2 separate regions of the Homo sapiens genome follow, and region 2 is linked to region 1. Evidence: chromatin loops called from intact Hi-C (ENCODE). Cell type or tissue: OCI-LY7. All regions are shown on one strand. Each heading gives the region's core, and the rest is flanking DNA. Links, peaks and the distances in the headings are about the cores only. Region 1 has its middle 170 kb from the start of HAO1. Region 2 has its middle 280 kb from the start of MIR8062.

The links. Hi-C counts contacts between places; a loop is a spot of excess contacts. Peaks named below come from ENCODE experiments on the same cell type or tissue, not always from the same donor. Only the 100,000 strongest peaks of a DNase experiment are listed, where the experiment ranks them.
Region 2: a loop joins it to region 1, with 2.6 times the contacts of the local background. A loop is called at or near these places in 1 of 110 quality-filtered maps.

Annotation. Positions count from the first base shown.
Region 1 is chr20:7,766,143-7,774,764 of GRCh38, forward strand. No RefSeq gene overlaps it. Among named protein-coding and RNA genes, the nearest start is that of HAO1, 170 kb to the right of the region's middle. In OCI-LY7, for the core only: no CTCF peak of the experiment used is centred there; DNase peaks (open chromatin) are centred at 4,099 and 4,549; H3K4me3 peaks cover 3,414 bases; H3K27ac peaks cover 6,189 bases.
Region 2 is chr20:7,646,728-7,655,349 of GRCh38, forward strand. No RefSeq gene overlaps it. Among named protein-coding and RNA genes, the nearest start is that of MIR8062, 280 kb to the left of the region's middle. In OCI-LY7, for the core only: no CTCF peak of the experiment used is centred there; DNase peaks (open chromatin) are centred at 734, 3,534 and 3,884; H3K4me3 peaks cover 1,541 bases; H3K27ac peaks cover 2,929 bases.

The DNA.
Region 1 (8,622 bases), core at 335-8,334:
TACATCCAAAACCTCAATAAACTCGTAAAGATAAAGATCCACATCTACACACACTATAGACACATTGACAAAAGGCAACAACAACAACAACAACAACAACAAATGAAAGAGAAATTATTGAAAGCAGCAAGAAAAAGATGACCTCACAGACAAACAATCCTCAATAAAATTAACAGCTGACTTTGAAACACAAGCACTAAAGCTGGAAAAGACTGGAATGACACCCTCAAAGTGTTGAAAGAAAAAAGATTGTCAACAAAGAATCCCATATTTAGCAAAACTTTCATTCAACAATGAAAAAAATTCAGGATATTCCAAAATGAATAAAATTTGAGAGAATTTGTTAGCAGACCTGCCCTAAGTGAAATACTACAGAGAGTCCTTCAGACTGAAATAAAAGTATATTAGATGGTAACTCAAATACACATGAGGAAGTAAAGAGCACTGGTAAAGTTAACTACATAGGTTAATATGGAAAATAGTATTTTTGTTTGAACTATTTTCTTATCCTATCTGATTTAATAGACAATTTCATAATGTAATAATTATAAATTTGTATTAGTGAATTTATAATAAAGGAAATGTAATTTATATGACAATAATAGTTCAAAGAAGAGCAGGAGGAATGGGGATATCATGGAGCAAAATTTTTGTACAATATTAAGATCCATTTTGTATTAATAAGAACTAGATCATCTTAAATTAGGATGCTAATTTTAATCCCAAGACAATCACTAAGAACATATCAAAAAAAGTATGGCAAGAGAAGCGGCAAGGAATTTGAATGGTACAGTAGAACATGTCTGTTTAACACAAAAGAAGACAACAGTGCAGAAACACAGGAAGAAAAAGACATAATGCATACGGGAAACAAACAGCAAATGACAGGTATAAATCCTATCTTATCCATCATTATAATAAAAAGTAAACAAATTAAATACTCCAATAAAAATAGACAGATTAGCAGAAAAGATTCTTTAAGAACATGAGGATATGATCCAACCACACACACTTTAAAACGTTTTTTTTTATTCACTGACTTTGATGTGAATTTTTAAGTGGATGTAAAATCTTAGAATCATACATTAGAGCCCATCTCACTTTCTGTGTCCGAAGTTAGTCCATAGAAAATTATTCCATGGTATACCAATAGGTGATCTTATAAAAAGGTTTCTTCTCTTACTGGAGTCTTGCTGAGATATTTCAGTATATTGTCCAAAAATGAAATATGAAATGCAAGAATTCCCAAAGCTATTTCCCTATCGAATAAAACTTTTTCTCATAAATCTCCCATAAACCATGTTCCATGGATCTCAAGGCAAGTCTTCTCAATTTGGAGTTGAAAAAACTGTGTCCAAAAACATTGAATAACTCACACCAACTGTCTTTTGATTTCTACTTATGTTATTGTCTCCAGAATGTACATGAATCACTTTTTTTCTACCCTGCTGCAAGACATCACAGAATTAGATCAGAATGCAGGAGTGGAAAAAGCAAGAGATTCAGCATCAGAAACCAAAATTCCAACTTTCTCTAAGAAGATGAGCAGCAAGAGTTTGCTTATGTCCCTCATCTTTACTTGGCTTCACTTGGCACAACTGCAAAATAAGGATGGTGAGATTTACTGCACAGGGTTGTCATGAGTGTAAAGAGATAAATTGCATTATTCGCTTTCTCCTCAATATCATGCTCCTTATGGTTTACATGATGCAGAATATTTTTTTCTACAGCTCTCTATTTCGGATTTACAATACCTGCAGAAATTTTTTTTTAACATGGGGACAAATTTTTTGATATCAGGACTGCTCCCATGAAGAGACACAGTTTACATCCTTGTCCTTGCATCTGGGCAGGCTCGTGAATGCTTCGACTGATAAATTGAGGGATGAGGTGTTTTACTGTAAGGCTAGAATATGAAAGGCCTCATATCCACTAGAACACTCATGCTTAGAGTCCTAAACTATCTCATTAGAGGGTCAATTACCCTATTGCTACCATGTCTGAGGAAACCAAGCTATGTGGAAAAGCCACCGACAGGCACTCCGATCAGTGATCCAAGAGTCATACCAGACCATGTGCCAGACATTGGAACAAAGATGCCTCCAGAATATTCCAGTCCCCAGTTGTCATGTCATCCCCATATATTCTTGAGCAGAAATAAACTTCCCTTGCTGAATCCAGTCTGGTTTTCTGACCAACAAAATCATGAGCAATAAGCAGTTGTTGCTATAAGTCAGTAAGTTTGGAGACAGTTTGTTATATAACACTAGTAACCAAAAGGGTGCTCATGAAAACAGACTTCTCTACTGGCATTAAATACATCTATTATAATGTCCTTCTCATTTGTCATTATCGAGCAGTTATTAAATAAACCCTTGAGCCACAACATGGGTACAATGACAGAACAGCAACTAAGAATCATGCTACTTAGAGGAGATAATTTCTGACCTATAATTTCCATTCTACTCTTCACTTATTCACGTCAAAATTACAATAGAATGAGATCAATTTAGCTAGAGCGGTTAAACATTTAAGTTTGAAGAATGTGAGAATGGCATAATTCACTAATAAAAAAAACTTCCTCATTTGAATTAGTTACTTTAGTCTCTTTTCACTTCATGGATAAATTCCTACTCCTTCAAAGTATTTTTTCAAACTAATACCTGCAAAACAGGAAATGAATATGCAATAAAAGTAGACAGTCATGGGCTACATGTTAGCCTTCAAATTTAATTTAAAACTGTATAATTGGATTTATGTTTTTATTGTAAATCATAAGTATGTTCATGCCCACGATTATTAGTCTGATGATGGAAAATTGAAAAACAGTGTTGTTTTTCAGAGGCCCTCTTTTTATTCTGCCATAATCCAAAATCACAAGCTATTCTACAGAAGACACACTTCATAAGTTGGTGTCAATAATGGGGAGGGTTGGCCATAAGCTCCAGGAGGACAGGGACTTTGTTTTGTTCACCAAAATGTTCGCAATGCTTTGCGTATTTGCTGAATTCAATGAGCACATAAATACTCAATTAATATAAAGTGATAGGCTTGAATCAATATCATTTTGTAAAAATAAAAAGAGCAAACTTATCCATGAATCTGGCACTTTTGATTATTGCTTGGTGCTTGGGGACAGGAGGTGACAAAAGTAATTCTTATGGACTAGAAACTTGAGTTGTAAGAAAAAAAATAAACTGGTGAAGTAGTGTGTTGGGCCCTGTGATATCTAAAACCCCCTTTAGGACTGAAAGGCTTATCCCTTCATTTGCTGGGTAATGCTGCTAGAAGACGACTTCTACTGCCAGTCCTCCTCGGGGAGACTGCTTTAGCTGAAAAACCAGGCTTGTCCTAGATCATGACTCTTTCCAGTGCAGCCTACATCCAATGACTGATCACAAAGAGATATAGCTGGGCCAACTCCAAGGGGCCATTCTAGCCCCAACCCCCTACTGCTTCACTGGAACTGCAATCTCCCTTGTCTTAGTCTATTTTCTGTTGCTTACAACAGAATACCTGAAACTAGGTAATTTATAAAGGAAATAAATTTATTTCTTACAGTTATGGAGGCTGAGAAGTCCAAGGTCAAGGAGTCACATATGGTGAGGATCTTCTTGCTGGCGAGAATGCTTGCAGAGTCTTCAGGTGGCAAAGGGCATCACATTGTGAGGGAGCTAAATGTACTAGCTGAGCTCTCTTTTCTTCTTCTTATAAAGCCACCAGGCCAACTCCCATGATAACTCATTACCTATTAATCCCATTAGTTGATGAATGAATTAATTTATTCATGAAAAAGACAGAGCCTTTATGATCCAATCACCTCTCAAAAGTCCCATCTTTTAATACTGCCACATTAGGGATTAAGTTTCAACATGAGTTTCAGAGAGGACAAACATTCAAACTGTATCATCCCTCTATCCAGTTCTGCTCTTTCTCCCTCATTTCCACAAATGTTCATCATAAGAGCATTTCTAATTAATTAGATTCTCTATGCTAATCTCTATCTCAGAGAATCATGAGCTAAGCCTACTATCAATGTCTTTTACTTTATCAAGCTGCCATATGCAGGATCGCACACACACACACACACACACACACACACAAAAGTGCTTCTTCTTATTTGTATTTTAACAGACAGTAGAGCTCTCTTATAATAATAACTACTTCCTTCCTGGTTTTTCATTGTTTGGTATGGCTTAATAAAATGAATACGTCTTTGCTTTTTCCCATCCTAAGTATAGATTTAACCTGTTCTCATGAAAAAGTATAAAGAATTAGTTTACTGTAGACTTATTATGTCTTTCTATTTTTATCATTTGTTTTTAGAAATTGGTGAGCCCATTCATGATTACACATATGAACAAATCAGTTCCCAGTAACTCTGGCAGATTTCTAAGCAATCTTGCTTAGAAAACACCTGGTAAAATATACTTTCATTCAACTTCAGGTGATTCAAAAGCAGCTGAAAGTCACTTAAGTGGAAATACAAATATGATGCTGCTTTTCAAATCAAAAGCAAGATCTCAACTCCACAGGATGTGGCAGATTGCCAGGTGTTTCATTTCTGACCAACAACTATACTGTCGGGAGCTTCTCTACGTAATTGACAAACCAAAACCCAAAGCACCAAGGTTAACAATTCACTTCTCTTTGGCCACAGAACTGGTATTGTGTTATTCCTGTACTGCACATAAATCACTTTCATAGGGCCATTAGAGGGTTGTTTTGAGGCCTAGAAGACTAAAATCAAACCTCTGGGTAGCTGAGCAATGTCAGAACAAGGTACAGAGTGGGTTTAGGGTCACTTTGGAGCCACTGTCAGTTTTCTTCTTTTTTTGCTTCTGAAGCTGCAAAATCATTTTGGCCCAAGGGCAGTCCACTTGAATTCTATGCAGACAAGAGACAGACTCGTGGTTTCTCCACAAGATTTTGATGTACTAGATCAGGACATCAAACATCAGCCCATCTCCAGATATAAAAAGCAACTTCGTAGGTTTTCAGATTATGTTTTGCCAACCATCTGGACTATGAGACAGATACTTGAGACAGAGGATGTTACAGGAGCTGACCACCATTGTCACAAATCATTGGTGTGCAGAGGTTGAGGTGCCTCACTCTTCCCTGTATGTGTGCCACAGGACTCTCCAGAGAGCTGGTAAAGAATAGGAAATTAATGTAAATGTGTGTTACACTGAGTGTGTGAAATTGCTAAAGAAAAGATTAAATTATTACTTGATCGTGTTATTTAACTTCCTTTCTTTCGAACGAATAGAAGGAAATGAAAATTGACATTTCTCAATGCCTATAATGTCAGTTGCCCTACATAATTTATATATGTACATTTTAGTTATAAATAATATAATGGGACATAATTAAAAGTCCCATTTAATTCTCACAATAAATGTATGAAAAGAAAAAATAAGTCCTTAGAACATCCATAACCTACCTCAGTTTATACAAATAATCAAGTGAAATCATTTCAGAATTTGAATACAAGTTGTAGTGGCTTCACAAAATATGATATTCCCACCCTTATGCCCAATGCCATGTGGGCTATGATCTAAGCCCTAACTAAACAGTAAAATATATTCTCTTCTGCTGATTTTCTTCTTTTTTTTAAACTCATAAAAGAAGTGAAAATTTTTCCATACAGTTTACATTTTTACTAATCTTTTCCTCTATGATAAACTTTTGGTAGGGCCTTCTATTTATGAAGTGAGCCATGCTCTTTTCATGACCCTATTTGTTCAAGGCATAGTGGGTAATACTGAGATGAAGCAGGCACTGACCCTACCTTCAGTTTGTTGGTTAGTACAGGGCATTGCATACAAAGAGTTATCATACACGGGGAAAGATTCATGTACACTTTATTATTTCAGCCAGACTTTGAAGGATTAAATTGGGAGAGGAGAAAACACCATAAGCAAAGGGAACAGCATAGACAATCATGGTGTGTATATAGGAGCGGGAAATAATTCAAGATTGCCAGGACAGAGGTTGCATGGAGTGAACTGTAAACAGAAAGAAATAAATTGTGACCATATCAAACTGTATCAGAGGTTAAGCAAGGAAGTCCAGAGGAGAGAAGAGTTGAAGACTGTGAGGATTCTTACAATTCTTCATTTCTCTCTGTATCCACATCCTTTGCCATGTAACATTTCTGGGCCACCGACCTGGGGATGGGGTGATTTGTCCCTTCACTTCGGCTCAATCATATGACTTGCTTAGGCCAATGGAGTGTTAGCAGGTGTGACACAAGCAGAATCTAGAAATGGGCTTGTTCACTGGGGCTTGCTTTACTATGCCTCCGCCATTGCCATGAGAAAATGCTTGAGATAGCATGTTGGAGAATGAATACATAGGAAGTAGAGCCAAGCTGCTCCAGCTGCACAGTTGCCTGAGCCAAGAGTCTAGATCAGCCAACAACCAGGCAAGCCCAGACATGTAAGTTAAGCATAGTTCAGCAGAGTCACCCGGCCAACTCCCAGATGACTCCAGACATGTGAGCAATAAACCCAAATTGTCATATGACACTGAGGTGTTTTTGTTATTTGTTACACAGCAATAATAATACAACTAACACAGGTAATAAATACAACTAACACAGGATGTGATAAGATTGAAGACAGATAGGTAATGGAGAGAATGATAAGAAATAGAGAGATAGCCAATACACAGAGTATTGAGAATATGCAAGAAAATTCACCATCACCAATAGAGATGGTATAAGATTTTTAAGGAAAATATCTCAACAACTTGCCCCCCAAATATATGTAGGGTATTTAAACACCTGAGACTGAAATAAGTTGTCAGCAGTTCCTCCATATCATAACAACACTCCAAATTAAAGAGTGATACTTAGTAAATTTTACTCAGCCTGCAGACTGATGGCCTTCTTTCTCTGTACCCATTCTTTGTTTTGTCCATCATGATATTTCCCTTCATGTCCATTTATTCATAAATAAATGCGCATCTTTGAAATATTCTTTGAAACAGAAAGTTATATTGAGGGCAAGAAATAAGGCTAGTTATTGAGGCAATCTCTTATCTGCAATTCACAAGTATCAACAGTTTGAAACCTCAAGGTTTCGGTAACTTATTCATGGCAAAAGCTGACCTTCACTGACAAGGTTTATGTTTGTTTGTTTTTTGTAATATTTATCCCACTTAGTTTCACTGCAGAAATATTAATGTGTTTGAATATGGAGTATTGTATTGCCTTGACTCAGACCTCACTAATACATGGGATATTTCTCAAGGACAAAAAAAATTCTAAAATACATCTGGGCCCACGGGTTTCAGATACAGAATTGTAGATTGTATTTTAATAATGCAAATGGAAAATGGAAAGTAGTTGGAGAGTAAACTGAAAATGCATCCGTAGGAATAGAGGAGAGTAGGAAAGAAAGTCTTAGTCAATAAATGTGCAGTGAGTTGTGAGAAAAGGGAGGTTTAAAAGGGGAAAAGAAAAAGGAAAACATAATTAGAGCCATTTTACTTCAAATATTGCAAATAAGCCACCAGAAAATGTAAAAGCACAGTTGCATGTCCTTTATGTGAAGAACAAAGGGATCGTTTCATGCTGATGTCATCATCAGATAGCAGAATTTCTTGTTTTTCTCCTTTTGATCTCACAAAATACTTTTGCATCAGAAAATTTAAAGTGGAGATTCTCAAACTTAGGTCCATTATGTTTTCCTGTGATTATTATGTAGATTATCCATGAACAATATTGAGAAACACACTGACATAAAACCTAATCAAGGACTTTTGAATATGAATTGCATATAATAAACTTTCACTTGGCTTGGGGTTATTTGTTCAAATACTATGAATTTGTCATCTATTTTTTTTTTTCTGCCAAGGAAGCATCCTCTTTTCTGTGAATAACATCTCCTAGGGAATATTTTCTTCACTTGTTTTTAGTCATGGAATTCTACAATAGACTTTCAGTTATATTACACTACCCCCAGGCAGAGCCAGTTGGCCTAAAGTTGAATGTAAGACACTAACAGGGTCCAAACAAAAGAACTAAATTTGGAATTTTCTATTTCAAAACAAAGGAATGAGGAAAAGTCTCTCCCTGTTTGCAAAGCATTAACATATTCCTTGAGAGGGTATCCATGGCCATATCTGTCATTTAGATCAGGAGTGTTCAATCTTTTGGCTTCCCTGGGGCACATTGGAAGAAGAAGAATTGTCTTGATCCACACATAAAATATAATAACACTAACTATAGATGATGGCCAAAAATAAATAAATAAATAAGAAAAAAATTAAAATTAAAAAAACTCACAAAAAAATCTCATAATATGTTAAGAAAGTTTACAAATTTGTGTTGGGCCACATTCAAAGCTGTCCTGGGTCCCATGGGCCATGGGTTGAACAAGCTTGATGAAGACAGTTCACAGCAAGAGAAATGAAAGTTATGATACGGTGAAAGAAGCAGACACAAGAGTGTGAGGAAGAGTATTCTGGTACATTTGAGTTCTTGATTCTATTTGTTTAGGAAAACCAGATGTCTCTTTGCCCTTCCAAAAATTATATGAGACCCAATATCCTTCAAATATTTTTTCCCGTGGCCTAAATGGCATGGTTAGGTTTCTATCACTTACAACCTAG
Region 2 (8,622 bases), core at 282-8,281, 120 kb before region 1:
ACAATGCCACAAGATCTTTGGGGTGTTGCTTCTCCAGCCAGAAACCTCTGTGGCTGGTTTCACCTTTGCCTGAGTTTTGGTTGGAATTGCTGGGCTCATTCCACCAACTTGGCCTGGCAGGCTGAACTCAGCTCATACTACCAGCCCCGATTCCACACCTGCCAAGAATGAGCCAGGCATGGAGCAGTGAGGGGTGTGTGAGTGAGCAAGCATGGGGTCCAGCCACTGCGCAAAGCCAGGCTTGCCAGCTGCAGTGGTGTGGGCAGCTCCAGGTGCTGGCATGGGTGCTGGCTCCCTGAGAGGCTATGGCTGGACCAGGCATACTGCTAGCATCTTCCACTGTGGGCATTGGGAAACATGGTGGTGCCCAGAAGCTTGGAAACATAAGGAACCACAGGGCCCCAAAGAGGGTGTCACAGCCCTAGCTCAGGAAGCTTCTAGGTCTGAGCTCCTCAAAGGGCAACAGCTCTTCACTCCTTCTCTCTTATCTTCATCTCATTACCCACGATGTGGCAAGGAAGGGGGCATGTTTCAGCCCCGTTTGTGTTACAGCTCTTTCAGTTCCACCACTCAGTGGGTCTGCATCCAGGAAGAATGAGGTACCTGGACAACATGAGGGTGATCAAAGGAAAGAAGTGCTTTATTGAGCAACAGCACAGCTCTCACGAAACTGGAAGCGGGTAGCTCCTTTCCACAGGCAGGTTGTCCAGACATCTGCTGGAGTCTGGCTGAGTCCAAGGTTTTTATGGGCTTCAGAGAGGAGGAGGTGTGTGCTGATTGGTCCAGGGGTGACCATGGGTGGGCCTGGAAAGAGCACCAGAAATTCTCACTCCATCAGCAGAACTGCAGCCTGACCCCTAGGCTTCAGGCCATCCTGGGCCTGAAGGTGGGTCTTTCCTGGGGACCCACCCCTTTCTGCTCAGGGGCCTCTCTGCCTCCTGCTGCCATCAACCTACAGTCCACAGCACCCAGGTGCCTGTAGGCCCATGCCAAGCTGCCCTTACCCCCCTGCTCAGCTTCCCTTCCATGCTCATTGGTGCCCAAAGTTCAGAGGGGGCCAAGGTGGCAGGGGGCTGGCATGTCAGAGCTGCCCCAAGCATGCATACACACAGCCGAGGTGCAACAACACCCAGGTTCAGTTTCAACTTTGCTTCATAATTGGAAGAGGCATTAGGAGCGGCAAGAGGCCAGGCAGGGGAGCAGGCACTTCCAAGCTGGCAGGGAAGGGGGGCTTCCGGACCCCCGAGAGTGCAAAGATTCCTGGATGTGCAGCTGCAACTGAGTGGCTGCAGCTGCGCCTAGAAGGGTGAGGCTCCTGCCTGATCCCAGCTCCTGCTGGCTCCATGGGGTGCACAGCCCTGGTCATGCCTTCCCCACTGCAAGTGGCGTCATGGCAGTGGCTGCTCCAGATAGGCCATCACTGACATCAATGACATTCACCTTATAGTGCTCTTATGTGGAGAAAGTATTCTACTCCACAAGAAAGCTCTTAGAAAGCTCCAAATTACAATGAAAACTGATATTATTTTTTCAGTATTATTACATGTATAGATCAAAACTGTATTTGTCCAGAGCAAAGTTAGGTTTGACATAGTTTGGTTAAGGTGATGTGATTTTTTTAAATAAATATTATTGTTTATAGTCAATCCTAATTCATTCCAAAATAAGCATTCACTAAATGCTGCATGCTATATATATTGTGCTTACTGCTTTAAAGTGTTTGCAGGGAAATGTGTTTATATGACATTGTTCTTTCTCTAAAATAATTTCCCATCTCTAATGGTCAGACAAACCCATTCTGAAACTACAGTGAACATTTGAAGGTAATATGTGCATGTTTGTCTGTGTGTAATTTGTTTGACTGAGATTACCATTGGTAAAAATTTTAGCAGAGAAGCACATAAATGAGAGTGGTGTAGTCCTAGAAGGCTTTCCAGAACACAGATTTTATCTGGGCTGAAAAACTGGCAAGCATTTACGAAGGCAATGGGAGATTACATATTGTTGCAAGAAAAGTGGAGCATAGGCTGTTAGGCAGAAATGACCATTTTATGCCTAGGGGTTGCTGAACAAACCTAGACTACAACCACAATGCATGTTGTATGTGCCACATACTAGTGGGGGAAATGTTTGCGTTATTGTGCTGCAAACAAACAAGAAGGGGCCTTGAAAACCATGGGGTATAATTTGGATGTTTGTCCCCGCAAATATCATGTTGAAATGTAATCCCCAATGTTTGAGCTGGGGCCTGATGGGAGGTGATTGGATCATGAGTGTAGATTTCCCATGAATGGTTTAGCACCATCCTTTGGTGCTGTCTTTAGATAGTGAGGGAATTCTCATGAGATCTGGTTGTTTAAAAATGTGTGGCATCCCTGCTTCCTTTTCTCTCTTTCTCCCACTCTCACCGTGTGACGTACCCGCTCCCACTTTGCCTTCTGCCTTGAATAAAAGCTCCATGTGGCCTCCTAGGAAGTAGAGCAGGTGCTGGCACCATGCTTCCTGTACAGCCCATAGAACTGTGAACCAATTAAACCTCTTTTCTTTATAAATTACCCAGCCTAAGGTATTTCTTTATAGCAATGCAAGAATGGTCTAACACACCAGGCAAAAGGTGGTAGACTAGGTGTCATGTAAAATATTCAGTGACAAATGATTTCTCAGTACAGTGTTAACATATTTCAAATAAGTGGATTACACATAATTATTGTGGTCTGAGAAATGAGTAAGGATCTGAAGTTTGGGAAACCGAGGAAGAGAAGCCCAGCCAAATGCTTCTGTCAAGGTTGAAGTTATAAGTGTCTGAATTGGCTGATGGGACTTTAAATGGAAAGAGAAATGGCTAGAGGGACATTTGATAGAAACAAATATCGAAATTTCCTGATTAATGAAATGGGAAATATGATGATAGGGAATAATGCAAGGTTGCCTTTTGATGTAGGCTGGGCATGAGAAAGAACAGGGTAAGACCACTGACAAAGATGGACAATTTAGCTCGAATTTAGGAGAAGTACTTTAGCAGAAGTACTCGCCTAGATTTATCAATTTTAAGTTTTCAGGACACAATTAATTAGATTTAGAGCTCAAACTATAAGAACACAAATTCAAATCCTTTTTGATGGTTCAGAAAACTCTTCAAGACCATGGATACATACACTTCTTTTGCTCCCAGTCCACATTCAGATTAGACAAACTTTTAGAGCAAGAACTTTTTTCTTAATTACTGTGTGATACGTGTTTCTTCTTTACTCTGCATATGTGAGGTGGAATAACATGATGTTTACCTGTGTGTTCACTTGTATCTATAATGCTCACATAATCTTACACCCATTCCTTAGTATCAATCTGTGTGTTGAATGTGTGTGCAACTGTGTGTGACAAGAGGATAAACAGCCACAGATGTAGAGCATAAAAATAGAAGATGAATGTATTTCTATTTCCCTTGTATATTACAGTGAATAGTAGTTAAGAGACATGACCTTTCCTTTTCTCTGAGTCCAAATTAAAAAGTCACTGGGGCCTTTCTCATGAAGCTACAACTTAAGAACCTCGCCCTATCCTGAATGTTGAGGTGTGGTATGACCAGCATGAGTTTAAACCACCTCCCTTTACTCTTAAGATTCTCAATTCAAGGAAAAAGCTAGAGGTTGGAACAATATTGTTCAGTCAACACCCTCTCAAACCCTGGTGAGGATGAAAGGGTCCATAGCTCCTTTTTCATTCTTCGTGACAGTTAAGCCCTTGCTTTTCTTTAATACAGATTTAACCTAGGGCCTGTTCTTTTTCAATGTGATCCACTTGGCCGCACCCATTTGGAAGAGCCTATTACTCTGGTCAGGGTTGGTTTGGCTTGCTACAAGCTCTTGCTGCATTCTTTTTTTAGAGCCTGCCAAATGTGGGACAATGGGTGTGCCTTGTTGACATCCTGTGGTTCATCAGATATGTGGGATCATTCTGCAGTGCAACCTCTTTAGACGCTTACAGCTGTGCTAGGAGGTCCAAGTCAGCATGTCTGAGAGGAAGCCCAAACTCTGGTTCACATGAAGGGTCATTTAACCAAAATGCTTGTGGGAAATGGGAACACGGGCATGCCTTCCTTTAATGAAATACACGGGGCCCTCTTCATACCTAGATTAGTGATTTGCTATTGCAAATATTTGCCTATCTCTCCAAACCATAGTTTATCCCAAAAAGATGACTATATTACGTAGGCATTTAGACACAAGAACCACACACAAGATGGATTTCCTGTCAGTTCGGATTTTTAAAGTCCATGTTCCATTTTTGATTTGCCACATGAAGACAAAAAGCTACTCTCAAGGATAAGTTGGAGATTCGGGGAATATTAGTGTGCAGTTAAAATGGATACTCCATGTGGGAAAGACCCAGAAGACATAATTTTGGACTGGAGAAGGCAAGGATCACCAGGAGTTTGTCACTCAAATATGTTATCTAACAAACCCCCATCTTCTCCACAATTACAGGTTTAAGTTGATTAACAGTCTAATCTTATTAAGTGCAAATGCTCTCTCGGGTGGTTAGACTTCACTCACATTTCATTATGAAGTATTTCAATGAGATTTAAGCTTCTCTTTCTGAGAACCTGGGAGTCACAGGAAATTGGAGTGTTGAGGGAGAAGGTGAGGGGTATGCTTCATTCCTAAATCTATTGCAGGGAGTATAATCATCATTAACATGAATGAATAAAAATAAAATCACAGTTTCTCTCTGATCAGGATGCACTGAATATTTTTAACGTGAGAAATAGACTCTAACAGAAAGAGACAGAAAGAAAGAGAGAAAGAAATAGAGAGAGAGAGAAAGGTGTAAATCAAATGTGGCAAAAGTTGGTGCATTTCACCACTTGTGCAACCTTTCTGTAGATTTAAAAGTTTTCAAAATAAATAATTATTTTAAATAATGAAATCTCACACCTGATGAGTTTATTTTGAAATCATCGATGTTGTCAGCTAATGGTTGATGCCATTAATACTCATTTTTCATTCAGCAAAAAGAATGGGAACAGTATTTATGGAGGTGAGGAAGATGATATTACAGAACTAGGAGGTAAAATAAGAAGTGTATTGGAACCAGAAATTGGGAGGTGGGAAGTAGGATAGGAGACTGAAAATGAAAATAAGATAGAAGAAAATAGAACATTTCCACACTATCAATTTCACTAGAATTCCTACCTGTGAAATTTCTGCCATGGACTGAGGTGGACTGAACCTCAAATAGTAGATCCACCCTGGATTCTGAAGTTGAATTTCTCATCTTTCCTGATTTATTTTTTGTCTCATATTTCATTTCTTCAAGATAGATGATTGTTTTCTCCATTCAGCACTTGTTTCCCCAATTAAAAAGGAGAGAACCTTTGATTTGTCTCCCTTGCTTCTCTTCTTTCATCAATTCTGACCTGCAATTCTGAGAGTGCCTTATTTTAACATGATCAGTGAAGGTCATGAGCCACCTTTTTGAGCACCTGTGCTCAGCATCTTTCACACAATTACACTAATTTTCACAAAAGAGACAACGGAGGGTCAGAGAAGTTATATAATTCATCCAACTTCATATATAATACATTCCAAAGCTGTGATCACAATCCATAGCGGTACCCTTCCAAAGCCCCCTGTTTTGAAGGTAAACACGACATTTTGGAGAAGTGGCTTAAAAGGAAAGGAAATCAAAGGGCTGCAAACACTCTATACTTAATTGTAAAGAAGATTTAAACTTTCTATTGAATTTCATGATAAAATTAATGCCAATGCCTTGACAGAAATGAAAAGTAAATCTTTAAATTTAAGTAAAATACAGGTTGAAATGATTTTCATAGCTCTCCCACATTGATTTTTGTTGAATTAATAGACTTACCTCAGGATGGGACTTGGAGACGGATGACCCAATTCTGAGCTCTGGTCTTGGTCTGTGCCCTGGGAAAAGTCTCTTCAACTGTCTCCACCTTGATTCCCCTCTTCGTACAGTGGGCTTAGCAAGAAATTCCCATCTTTTCTTCTTCTCAGGAGCTACTGTGAGCACTGAGACAGTGACTGCAAGACACTTCCCCAATCTTCCTAAATAAAGGGCAGCCTACAATTGTTATTATTACTTGAGGCAAACATAAAAATTGGCAGTATTTTTGTACCATTTTCATGATACTCACATATTTTCTTCTTTATTTTTATAGCATAAAATATCAAAATCCTTAGAATTTCTCCTACGACTGTGGTTTCTTAATGTCATAATTTTAAAATCTGAACTTAACTTCTTGTTCAGTTCAACTATTTCCAAATCACAGGTGATCATAGAAATTATTTAGATATTAATCAACTTTCTAAGTGCTGATCTTCCTTTCTCACTACAGAACATAAAAATTAAAGAAAAAAAACTCTGATTCCTTTAACAGACTATCATTGGGCAAAATAGAGCAGCATTCCTTAGAATTTTGGATTTCATGGTTTACTAATTTTATTTATAATAAAATGTGTGCATGTGTGTAATATTCTATTTGGCCAAGCACACTTGCATGCATGCATGCACACACACTCCACCAATCATCAACTATCAAAGCCATTTTCTAAAAGAAAGGGCAATTTAACCTATAAACTATTCTCCGAATAAAAGAGGAAAGTTCTCAAAAATTAAAATAAATTTGATATCATGAAATATTGCTTAATCATTGTTTTTCTAAATTCACCACGGTCCATTGGAGACCTTTCTACACATGCTGGTTCATATATGAGCTATCAGAAGCCATTGAACTTGCAGACATATTAAGAGTGAACTGCCCCCTCCCAAATTAGGTATTTGCCCACCATCCATCCAAAGGCTCTTAAACTGCCACTTTCTTAAACTGACACTTGGAGCCCTCCTTGCTTTCCTAAACAGGTCCATTTTTACCCTGGTGTGACTGTTTCCTTCCAGAGAAAATCCTGCTCAGTCCTGTCAGGTCCTGTCACAGGCTTTGTGACCATTTAGTAAGTAAATGTTGGTCTCAGTTCAGTTTCTCTTGTCCAAAATAAAGGAAGGAAACATGTCTTTCAGGGTTTTGACTTTATACTTGCTTTTGTGATGTCTTCCTTTTTATTCAATAAAACTGACAGGAGGTAATACCGATTCTGCTAAAGAAAAGACAATTTGTGGAAAAAGAAACATCTTTAAAATACTCTTTCTTACTTTTATTTTTTTCATTTGGAAAGATAAGATTGATTTAAAAGATGAAAATATCTTATGTTGTCTTTTCTCTTACTGTTTCCTCATATATTTTGGGAACACATTCTCTGAGAACCATGTAAAATATTTTTGAGATAAACACAATTATCCATCTAACTGGATTGTTTTTCCACAGCTAGAAATTCAAAAGAATAGATTAATTTGAGGATTAATTCAGTCTTTACTTGGGAAAAAAATTTAAAGAGGACGTCAAGTGTTTTTGGAAATTGAAATAAATTACCGGAATGAAAATGTCCTTCAGTAAATATAAGATATTAAAAATATAAGAAATAAGAGAAGAGTTTTAAAAATACATATCACTCCCCCATTCCACACATCACCTTAGTCTTACAAATTAACATTCTTCTGTATCTCTGAGTATGTTCAGAAAGATTCCACACTTGGACATTTCTTATCACATACATCCAGTCCTCAAGGTCATGTCCTGTAGCCATTCTTCTCTGTCTCTAAAGTAATTTGCAGAATTGGGTGTAGTCTAGTGTATGCTAATTCTTCATTATTTTCTATCCCAAAAGGTCAAAGCATAATATGGAAATTCTTGAACTTGAAAGAGGCACTCAGCCTACATAACCAGCTCTGCCCAAATTAAAACATCCAAAAATACCATTTATTCCTACAACAGCAAGGGCTGATGGTAAACCCAGGGGAGTAAGAATATCCACTAACATGACTTTGAAATTGTTCTATCTCAGTGACTCCAACTTTCCCAGATTTCAACAAGATTCCTTCAGAATTAAAAAAGAAATGACTGTTTTACTCTACAACTTCAGCATCTGTAATCTGATAACTTCTCCTGTAATGAGATAAATTCTACAGAGGATTTCCTACTATTTAACTAGACTGGCAAGTCAGAAAACTGGATTTTGTCCCTAGAAAATGATCGCAAATCTACATCTCCAGGTTTCCCCCATGTTTTACCATTTACTAGCAAGAATTTCCTCAATTCCTGAGAGGGTAAGATAAAATATGGGCACACAGAACAATCTAAGAAATATTAGAAAGCACCGTTAATATTATGCCAATATGAGGAAACTGGTCCATTTTTACAAGAGCTTGCAACTTGATGGGTACTGAGTGGCATGAGCTGTAGTCAAACATACATAGTCAATCACAGCTCCTCAATACCCTTGGTTTAAGGAGTCTCACTTCAGATAAGCAGTATGAATGAAATCCTTCTGAAGTAGGATCAAATTCTATGAATTTTCATATCAAAATGATGATAAATTATAATAAATAATCATTTAGAAGTCTGGCAGTCTTATAGACACCTTCCAATAAAATATATTATTGGTTGAGGGCTTGGGGCATAATTGTAGAAGTTATCTGCATTTCTATTACCCAATAGACTATTCAAAGTTGATAAGCTTTGATACTGATTTTAAACAAATCTGA